Linked DNA regions of Homo sapiens: region 1 is linked to region 2. A link is a loop called in an ENCODE intact Hi-C map of the cell type or tissue named here. Cell type or tissue: lower leg skin. All regions are shown on one strand. Each heading gives the region's core, and the rest is flanking DNA. Links, peaks and the distances in the headings are about the cores only.

Region 1 (5,378 bases), core at 151-5,150, 74 kb after region 2:
CTTTAAAAGAATTCTACCTGTTCACCTATCGGCATTCAGGTGATTTCCAGATCCCTCTCTTCCTTTCCTTATTTTGATCATTCCTGCACATACTCCTTTGCCCCCACTTCCTTTCCCATTTACCTGCTAACATACAGGTCATGGTCATTAACACAACAGCGATGGATGACTGTATGAAGCCATGAAGAGTAGGAAGTCTCACATTGCTAGTGACTTTGCTTTGTTCCCAAAGGCTGTGCTTCTATAAATGATGGGCAGCTCCCCCAAGGTTCAGATCCCAGATTGGGGCCTTTTCTCATTGTTTAATATCTCCCCAACCTGAGGATGCATCTTCAGAGGAAAATTTCTTATTTAGATAACTTTATACTTTTTTAAATTTTTGGATTATGAGTCGTTCTCGTTAAAGACAAACAAGCAGAAATGAAGAGAATAGAAAGGGAATTGCCAGTCATCCCAAATAAATGACCACTCCAAATTGTTGGGTATAGGTTCTTCCAAATTATTTTTGTGTACACATAGCAATGTGTGAGAGTGTGTGTGTGTGTGTGTGTGTGTGTGTAAAAATAAATGGAACAATGAATACGATGCCTACAATGACTGTTCTGAAACTTGTGCTTTCCCAAAAACAGTATTTTAAACAGCTCCCCAAGAAAACACATCCAGATCTACTTCTTTCCTGTAAGGGCTCTGTTGTATTCAATTTTACCACTGCAGCCTGATGCATTTAACCAAGACTAGAAGGCAGCCTAAAAGTTCAATTCTATACTATGGTATTCCTTCGTTAAAATCTATGTGTCTGTAGACAGGAAAGAATTAAAACTATTTAGCTACTTCTAGTTTTCTCTCCAATGCCTGCCTTTGGCAGCATGGTTCATTTAGTGACTTCTGCATAGTTTTGTTGAACTCTCCTTGAAGTGGGCAGATTACCCTTTGCATAACGTTCTATCCCGTTTTAGTATACAGACAACATAATGCCTTATTTGAAATGTAATTAGACAGTTTAGATGAAACATAATAATGAATAAATAAGCACTATGGTTCCAAAGACAGGCTGTATTTTATAGTTTTCACAACTATAAGTCTTTAAACTGAGAGGTCTGTTTTATCATGCACATTTCCTGTTCATTAGCTTTAATGTGCCAAACCTTTATAAAAATTCCTCTCTCTCTCTCTCTCTCTTTCTCTCTGTCTCTCTCTCTCTCTCTCTCTGTGTGTGTGTGTGTGTGTGTGTGTGTGTGTCACCTCTCTTCCCTTCTCCTCTCCTCTCTTCTCCTCTTCTCTTCTCTTCCATTCACAGGGAACTGTTAAGAGGAGACAAGAAGAAGACCACTTCCAGTTTCCAGACATGGCTGATGGGGGCTACCCTAATAAAATTAAGAGGCCTTGCCTTGAAGATGTCACCCTTGCAATGGGCCCAGGTGCTCATCCTAGTACTGCTTGTGCAGAACTGCAGGTCCCTCCATTGACAATAAATCCTAGCCCTGCGGCTATGGGAGTGGCTGGCCAGTCATTACTGCTGGAGAATAACCCTATGAATGGCAACATCATGGGCTCACCATTTGTAGTACCACAGACTACAGAAGTGGGACTGAAAGGGCCCACTGTTCCTTACTATGAGAAAATCAACAGCGTGCCGGCTGTAGACCAGGAGCTTCAAGAGCTGCTAGAGGAGCTCACCAAAATTCAAGACCCTTCTCCAAATGAGCTAGATCTTGAGAAGATACTGGGGACGAAGCCAGAAGAGCCACTGGTTTTAGATCATCCCCAGGCAACCCTAAGCACAACTCCCAAGCCTTCGGTTCAGATGTCACACTTGGAGAGCCTGGCTTCCAGCAAGGAGTTTGCTTCTAGTTGCAGCCAAGTTACTGGCATGTCACTTCAGATCCCATCCTCCTCCACAGGGATCAGCTATTCGATTCCTTCCACCAGTAAGCAGATAGTGTCACCGAGTTCTTCAATGGCACAGTCCAAGAGCCAGGTCCAGGCCATGCTCCCTGTCGCTCTGCCCCCCTTACCAGTGCCTCAGTGGCATCACGCCCACCAGCTGAAGGCGTTGGCAGCCAGCAAGCAGGGGTCTGCTACAAAGCAGCAAGGGCCCACCCCCAGTTGGTCTGGTCTGCCTCCTCCAGGACTCTCTCCACCTTACCGCCCAGTGCCATCACCACACCCACCACCGCTGCCACTGCCACCACCACCACCCCCATTCAGCCCCCAGAGCCTCATGGTGTCCTGCATGTCGTCCAATACCTTGTCGGGTAGCACTCTCCGAGGCTCTCCCAATGCCTTACTGTCAAGCATGACGTCCAGCAGCAATGCTGCCCTGGGGCCCGCCATGCCCTATGCTCCTGAGAAGCTCCCCAGCCCTGCTCTCACTCAACAGCCGCAGTTCGGCCCTCAGAGCTCCATTCTTGCCAACCTCATGTCCTCTACCATCAAAACCCCTCAAGGACACCTGATGTCTGCTCTGCCTGCCAGCAACCCTGGGCCGTCCCCACCCTATCGCCCAGAGAAGCTCTCTAGCCCAGGCTTGCCACAGCAGTCCTTCACCCCACAGTGTTCCCTGATCCGAAGCCTCACTCCCACCAGTAATCTTCTAAGCCAGCAACAGCAGCAGCAGCAGCAGCAGCAGCAAGCAAATGTGATCTTTAAGCCCATAAGCAGCAACTCATCCAAAACCCTGAGCATGATCATGCAGCAGGGGATGGCAAGCTCCAGCCCAGGAGCCACGGAGCCATTTACTTTTGGCAACACCAAGCCCTTGTCCCATTTTGTTTCTGAGCCGGGTCCCCAGAAGATGCCCTCCATGCCTACCACCTCTAGGCAGCCTTCCCTGCTCCACTACCTGCAGCAGCCGACACCAACGCAGGCCTCCTCAGCCACTGCCTCCTCCACGGCCACTGCCACCTTGCAGCTGCAGCAGCAGCAGCAGCAACAGCAGCAGCAGCCTGACCATTCTTCATTCCTTCTGCAGCAGATGATGCAGCAACCCCAGCGTTTTCAGCGATCAGTGGCCTCAGATTCCATGCCTGCTCTGCCCAGACAGGTAAGACAATCTCATATCTGGCTGTGTTCTTTTGTTTTGGAAGTAACAACTGTGTTTCATGTTGCCAATATCTGGCTCTGGAGGGTAAATCCAGGCTATAGTTCTCTCTGAGACTGGAAAAGACTCTGAAAAAGTCTACTGAAGTCAGCTAATCCTGTGTGGTTAAAAGCACAGTGTTAATAAGGCCAAGGTTATGGTTTCAGTGCCTGTTCAAGTCACCTAACTTCCCTAGAAGGAGAGCTGCACCCACAAGGTGCTCCCGGTGGAAGGAGCCAGGTGGGACAAGTCCGAATACAGAAATGCCTTCCCTGCACTGGGCCATGTAGAAAGACTAGTGAATCCTTCTTAAGATGTAAGGAAATTGCACTGAAGCATTTAATCTTATCCCTGCTGGCAGAAGGACAAACACTGAGCCTTCTAGAAATGCCACAGCAAACTTTTGCTGAGCAACCTCAGCATGCCATTTGTCACTGTGCTGGATACTCAGTCAGGTCGTGAAAGGAAAAAGACAGGTATTTGCAAGGTAGTCACTCTCATCATCTCCATTTTACAAATGAAGAAACTGAGGCTCAGAGAGTTGAAAGACTTGCCCAGAGTCACATAGTTCGCAAGGGACAGAGCAGGAACTTGAAGCCAGGTGGTCTCACTCCAGAGCCTGTGCTCTTCTTGAAATTACTTTTGACTTCTCACCCTCCCTCATCTCCTCCAGGCTTTTCAATCATGAAATGCAGCTGATTCCACCTGGGTCGTGTCTATCACAGTTCCCAGTTTTCATTTCTGTGACCCCTGCCTGTATTAGTTATCTGTGGCTGCATAACAAATTACCCCAAGCACCAGCTTCGAACCATATGCATACGTTACCACCACATCCTGATTTCTGGGTGTTAGGAATCCTGGCATGGTTTAACTGAGTCTTCTGGCTGAGTATCTCCTAAGGCTGCAGTCATCTCAAGGCTCAGTGGGGAAGGATCTGCTTCCAAGCCCACTCATGTGGTTGCTGGCAGGAAGCAGTTCCTTGCAGGTTGTTGGACTGAGGCCTCGGTTTCTCATGAGCTATTGGCCAGAGGCCTCCCTCAGTTCCTTGCCACACGGTCTCTTCACAGAGCATCTCACAACATGGCAGCTGGCTTCATCTGAGTGAGCATGAGAGAGTGTGCCAGTGAAGCAGGGTAATGGGGAGAGAGGGAGGAGGGATAGTGCCAGCAAGTCAGAAGTCACAGTCTCTATGACCTGGTCTAGAAAGTAACATCCCACCACTTTTGCTGTATTCTATTCATGAGATGTAAGCCAGAGGAGATTGCATGAGGGTGTAAATACCAGGAGGCAGGGTTCAGTGGGGCCAGGTCACACATGTGCCTACACAGAATACTCAGTCACCATCTACCATCCCTCCTTCCCATTCCTCTCATCCTTGCCCAAGTTCAGGTCCTCTTGATTCTTTATCTGAACTCATACAGTTGACCCTTAACTGGTCTCTCCCAATAAACCATCCATTGCTCTGAGTCGTCTTGCTAAAACAGTGACCTGATCATGTTTTACACTTGCTCAGAAGTCCCCAGAGGCCCATAAGCTGGCCCCACCAGCCTCCTGGGCCCTTCAGCATCCATCAGGCCCTGCCTTGCACTTTGTTTCTATTACCCAGAAGTGCCTGCAGCACTTGGCCCACGCCATCTGGTCTCAGCCTTTACTCTGGCCGTTCCCTGGGCCTGGTCATCCCTTCCCACATTTTCTCTCCTGTCCAACACCTGCAGCTACTTAGGGCTCAGGCACCATCCCTCCAGGAAGCTTTTCCATGACTGTCCTCAGTACTTCCATTTCCCACTGTGCCTCCCTCTTCTGGAGAGTGGTCAAGGAGGAGATTATAAAGTGCTTGGCCAGAGACCTGGCCCAAGGGAAGCACCTGTCAAGGGCTGACCTCTTATTTAAGAGCTCTGTATGAGCACACCTGTGGCAACCCCTAGAGTACAGAGGTTGTGTCTTTTCCATCCAGGTTTCCTGGAGCATAACCATGCAGAGTGCTTGACACCAGGGAGTTGGTCGTTTGATAGACCATGCGGCAAGCAGAGCTCCCATGGGGGTGGCCGGGGGAGCGGTGTGGAGATAGGCAAAGCACATAGGACACGGCAGGCCACCTGGGGCTCGGGCCCTGGTCTGCAGTTCAGGAGCACTTTGGTTTGATTTTATTATAGGGCTGTTGCCATCTGTTTGCATGGACTTCTGCAGCTAGCTCGGTGAAGCCCCAGCATCAACACGGGAACTCTTTCACTAGCAGGCAAGATCCTCAGCCTGGAGACGTGTCACCGTCTAACATTGTGAGCCTTTCTGTTTTGTTTTG
Region 2 (5,378 bases), core at 98-5,097:
GAGTATATTCCTGTGGGTCTATTTCTGGGTTCTCCATTCTGCTGCATTGATCTATTTGTATATTCTTTTACCAGTAGCACACTGTCTTGATTATTCTATCTTTATAGTAAGTCTTGAGGTCAGGTAGTGTCAGTCCTTTGACTTTGTTCTTCTCTGTCAATATTTTACTAACTATTCTGGATCTTTTGCCTCTCCACATAAACTTTAAAATAAGTTTGTTGGTGTCCACAAAAGAATGTGCTGGAGTATTGATTGGGATTGCACTGAATCTATAGATCAAATTGGGAAAAACTGGCATCTTAACAATATTGAGTCTTCCTATTCATGAACATGGAATCTCTTTCCATTTATTTAGTTCTTTGATTTTTTCATCAGATTTTTTGTTTTCCTTATATAGATCTTGTGCGTATTTTCTTAGATTTATATGTAAGTATTTCATTTTGGGGGTGCTGATATAAACAGTAATATGGTTTTTTTTAATTTTAAATTCCACTTGTTATTGCTGGTATGTAAGAATGTGATTGACCTTGTGTCCTGTAACCTTGCTATAATGACTTATTGGTTCCAATGGTTTTGTTGCTGTTGTTGTTGATTCTTTCAGATTTTCTACATAGAGGATCATGTCATCTGCAAACAAAGGCAGTTTTATTTCTGCGTTCCCAATGGGTGTACCTTTTGTTTCCTTTTTTTGTCTTATTGCTTTAGCTAAGACTTCCAGAACAATGTTGAAAAGGAATGATGAGAGTGGACATACTTGCCTTGTTCCCAATCTTAGTAGGAAAGCTTCTAGTCTCTTACCATTAAGTATGATAGTAGCAGTTTTTTTTTGTAAATATTCTTTTTCAAGTTGAGGAAGTTCTCAATTCTGAGTTTAATGAGAGTTTTTATCATGAATGGGTGTTGGATTTTGTTAAATGGCTTTTCTGCATCTATTGATATGATCATGTGATTTTTCCTCTATAGCCTGCTGATGTGATGGATGACGTTAATTGGTTTTTAAATGTATAATCAGTCTTGCATACCTAGGATAAATTCCATTTGGTCATAGTATATAATTGTTTTTATACATTATTGGATTTGACTCATCAGTATTTCATTGAACATTTTTCCATCTATGTTCATGACAGATAGGAATCTGTAGTTTTCTTTCCTTGTAATGTCTTTGTCTGGTTTTTGTATTAGGGTGTTGCTGGCCTCATTAAATTGAGTTATAACATATTCTCTCTGCTTCTATTCTCTGCAAGATAATGTAGAGAATTTGTGTCATTTCTTCCTTAAGTGTTATGTAGAACTCACCAGTGAACCCATCCAGGCCTGGCGCCTTCTGTTTGGAAAGGTTATTAACTATTGATTCAATTTCTTTAATAGATACAGGTTTGTTTTGATTGTATATTTCTGCTTGTGTGAGGTTTGGCAGATTGTGTCTTTCAAGAAATTGGCTCATTTTATCTAGGTTATCAAACTGGTGAGCCTAGGGTTGTTCACAGTATTATTTTATTATGCTTTGAATGTCCATGGGGTCTGTAATGATGTCCCCACTTTCATTTATAATATTAATAGGTCATGTTCTCTTTTTTTCCTTAGCTTTGTCCAGAGGCTTATCAACTTTATTGATCTTTTTAATAAACTAGCTTTTGGTTTCAATGATTTTTCTCTATTGATTTCCTGTTTTTAATTTCTGCTCTAATTTGTATTATATATTTTATTCTGCTTACTTAGGGTTTAATGTGCTTTTTTTTTTCTTTTTTCTTTTTTGAGACTGGGTCTCAGTTTTTGCCCAGGCTGGAGTGCAATGGTGCGATCATAGCTCACTGTAATCTCAAACTTGTGCACTCAAGCAATCCTCCCACCTCAGCCTCCTGAGTAGTTGGGACTACAGGCATGCACCACCATACCTGGCTAATTTTTTTTTTTTTTTTTTTTTTTTTTTTGTGGAGGCTTGTCTTGCTATGCTGCCCACACTGGTCTTGAACTCCTGACCTCAAGTGATCTTCCCAGCTCAACCTCCCAAAGTGATGGGATTACAGGTGTGAGCCACCATGCCTACCTAGCCTCTTCTTTTCTAATATTTACATTCAAAGCTATAAATTTCTTCTTTATCACTGATTTTGCTGCAGTACACAAAGTTTGATAAGTTGTGTTTTCATTTTCTTCAAAATATATTTTCAACTTCTCCTGAGATTTTTGACCCATGTGTTATTTAGAAATGTGTTGTTTAATCTCCATGAGTTTTGGCGTTTTCCCATTATCTTTCTATTCTTGATCTCTAGTTTAATTCCATCGTGGTCTGAGAGCAGACATTGTATGAATTCTGTTCTTCTAAATTTGGAAAAGTTTATTTTATGGCCCAGAATGAGATCCATCTTGGTGAATGTTCCATATGAGCTTAAGAAGTATGTGTATCTACTGTTGTTTGGTAAATGTCAGTTATATCCAGTCGATGGTGTTGGTGTTGAGCTCAGCTACGTCCTACCTGTGTGGGGTTTTTATTTCTTTGTTTTGTTTTTTGTTGTTTTTCTTTTGCCTGTGCCTGTTGACAGTTCCATGTTGGAAGCTTCTGTAGTGTCCTGTCCAGAATATATGGGAGTCAATATGGAAACCTATGGAACTCATTGCTATGTTATTTCCCAAGTCTAGGACTCTAGGTTGGTCACCTTTTCTTTCTACTTTCTAGAGGCTTTTTATGCTTTTTTATTATGTTATGCCCAGATTTTTGTTTGTTTCTGTAGTTTGCTTTTTAAAACACTTTAAATTGTGGTAAAATGCATATGACATAAAATTTACTATCTTAATCATTTGCAAGTGTATAGTTCAGTATTGTTAAGTATATTCACATTGTCGTGCAATGTCTCCAGGTTTGTTTAGTTGTAAGGAGAGAGACATGGGAGAAGTAAGGCTACTTCATATTGGTCAGAACCAGAAGTGACCTATAGTATGTTTTCCTGGCTCTTCTTTTATGTTTTATTTTTTTCCATATGGAATTTAGTATCAAATTGTCTAGCAAAATTAAAAAACTTGTTGGTATTTTAAAAATTGAGATTTCATCTTATATGTATAAATTGTTAAACAGAACTGACATCTTTATGATGTTGAGTCCTCCTATTCAAGAGCAAGGTGTGTCTTTCCATTCATTCATGTCTACTTTTGCATCTTTCAGGAGTGTTTTAGAATGTCCTTTGTAGAGGTTTTGTACACTGCATGTCACGTTTATTTCTAAGGATGATTTTTTTTGTAGATAAGGTTTTATTTCCTATTGTGTATTCCCCTTTCATGGTTGTTTGGGAATATGGAATAAACTAGTGACTTTCAAATCTGGATCTTAGCCCTATCACCTGAGCCCAGACCCAGATTTGTGACAGTTCATCCCACCTACCCATTTAGCTAGTCCTCTCATACCTTCAACTCAATGTGTGCAAAGGTCAACTTGTGTTCTTCCCTGATCACTCCAACCCTCACTTGGACACTCACCAGACACTGAATTTATTTCTGACTCATCCCTCTACACCCCCTTACCAGCTAATTGGTCATTCAGTCCTAATAATTCTCTAGCATTCTGGAAGCTATGGTCATGAAATCTATGTGTTAGATGGAACCATCAAGTCATCTATCATAACCTCATTTCTGATGCCTAAATTCACTATTCAACATCCCCATTAAGAAGTTTCATGGCATATGCTTGGACATATATTTCCAGGGACAGGTAACTTACTACCTTATGAGGCAGCCCATTTTATTTCTGGCCATTTTGATCATCACATACTTTTCCATGTATATGTCAGTCAAATCCATCCCCTTCTTTCTAAAATTATCACCCCGTGCTTGCTCAGCACCCACTCCACCCACAGTGACCCTTCTGCAACAGTTCTGCCAGGTTCCAGCACACACAGACTGAAGGGTAAAATTTTTCACCTAATATCCATCGCATTTTGTGATGCTGGCCCCAGCCTACATCTACCACTTCATGGCTTACCACAGAGAGAGGAGAAGAAGGAGAAGGAGGAGAAGGAGAAGAAGAAGAAGAAGAAGAAGAAGAAGAAGAAGAAGAAGAAGAAGAAGAAGAAGAAGAAGAAGAAGAAGAAGAAGAAGAAGAAGAAGAGGAAGAGGAAGAGGAAGAGGAAGAGGAAGAGGAAGAAGAAGAGGAAGAAGAAGAAGAAGAAGACAGGGAACGAAGGAGCAAAAATACACTAGCTTTCCAAAGGTCCATACGAACATTAGTTGTGGATATTCCTTCTTTCCTGCTGTATCAGTGGGGGTTGCAGGGAACTGGGAGCACTGGTATTTTCAGTAGGAAGGCTGTCAGTGATAGTAATTACCCTGGGGTACTCTCAGTGTGGACTCAATAATGGATGCTACTAAGCACTTGACACAATTGGGATATAGAGATATACACACTGCTATCAGACCAATAACTCAATATAACACCAATGACTATAAATACAAAGCAGACTATAGATTACTACCTCCTCCGTGAACTCTCATAGGACATTTCTATGTCCTATGACATAGAAGGTACAGAGTGCTTGCAGCCTTATGGTGTAATTATTTATAGAAGGTTAGTTCCTGTAGGGCAGTTCTTTTTTATCCATGTCTGCATCTCCCACTCTGTCTTCTTCCCTTATCAGAATCTCATGCACTCTTTAGGGTCCCACTCAGATGTCACTTCTGCTGGAAATCTTTCTCTGGTCTCTTTAGCCAGAAGTCAGTCTACAAACACTTCCCTAAGCACCCTCTCTGTGCTAGGTACTGTGCTAAGCACTGAGTATGACATGCTGGTAAACCTTTGGAACTTTCCCTGGAGAAAGTGGGAAGCCACCATATTTTCAAGCAAGGAAGATGGTCAGAGCAGTGTTGTGGAAAGGTTTCTCTACCACAGTATGGAGGACAAATGGGAAAGCCAAGACTGGAGGCAGGGGAAGCCCCCTGGGAGGTGGCTGTGGCAGGAGTCCAGGGAAGAGATGATGAGGATAAACCGGGGCAGTGGAAGGACACAGACCTGGCAGACGGTTGAGAGGCAGAATTAACAGATGGCTATTACTCCAAAGACAGATTTGAATGATGTGTCACTCATACAGAGATGCGGGCTGGAATCTGTGATAGAAATATTATCATCGGCAACTGTGGATGGTATTCAACACAAGGACTTGAATTGGGCTGTGAGTTGAATTGTGTCCCCCAAAACAATACATTGAAATCTTAACCCTTAGAACCCGTGAATGTGAGTTTACTGGGAAATAGGATCTTTGCAGATGTAATCAAGTTAAGAAGAGGCCATTAGGGTAAACCTTAATCCAATATGACTAGTGTAGTTATAAAAAGAGGGAAATTTGGAGACAGAGAAGGACACAGAGACATACAGGGAAGAGAAAGCCATATGAAGA

What was found. A loop is a pair of places that touch in the nucleus more often than their neighbours do. Peaks named below come from ENCODE experiments on the same cell type or tissue, not always from the same donor. Only the 100,000 strongest peaks of a DNase experiment are listed, where the experiment ranks them.
Region 1: a loop joins it to region 2, with 14 times the contacts of the local background. A loop is called at or near these places in 1 of 110 quality-filtered maps.

The regions. Positions count from the first base shown.
Region 1 is chrX:150,468,448-150,473,825 of GRCh38, forward strand. MAMLD1 (mastermind like domain containing 1) reads left to right here. Exons shown (of 8, transcript NM_005491.5): 4 at 1,298-3,043; 5 at 5,233-5,355. Among named protein-coding and RNA genes, the nearest start is that of MTM1, 97 kb to the right of the region's middle. In lower leg skin, for the core only: no CTCF peak of the experiment used is centred there; a DNase peak (open chromatin) is centred at 2,113.
Region 2 is chrX:150,394,247-150,399,624 of GRCh38, forward strand. All of the region lies in intron 1 of MAMLD1 (mastermind like domain containing 1), which reads left to right. Among named protein-coding and RNA genes, the nearest start is that of MAMLD1, 34 kb to the left of the region's middle. In lower leg skin, for the core only: no CTCF peak of the experiment used is centred there; no DNase peak of the experiment used is centred there.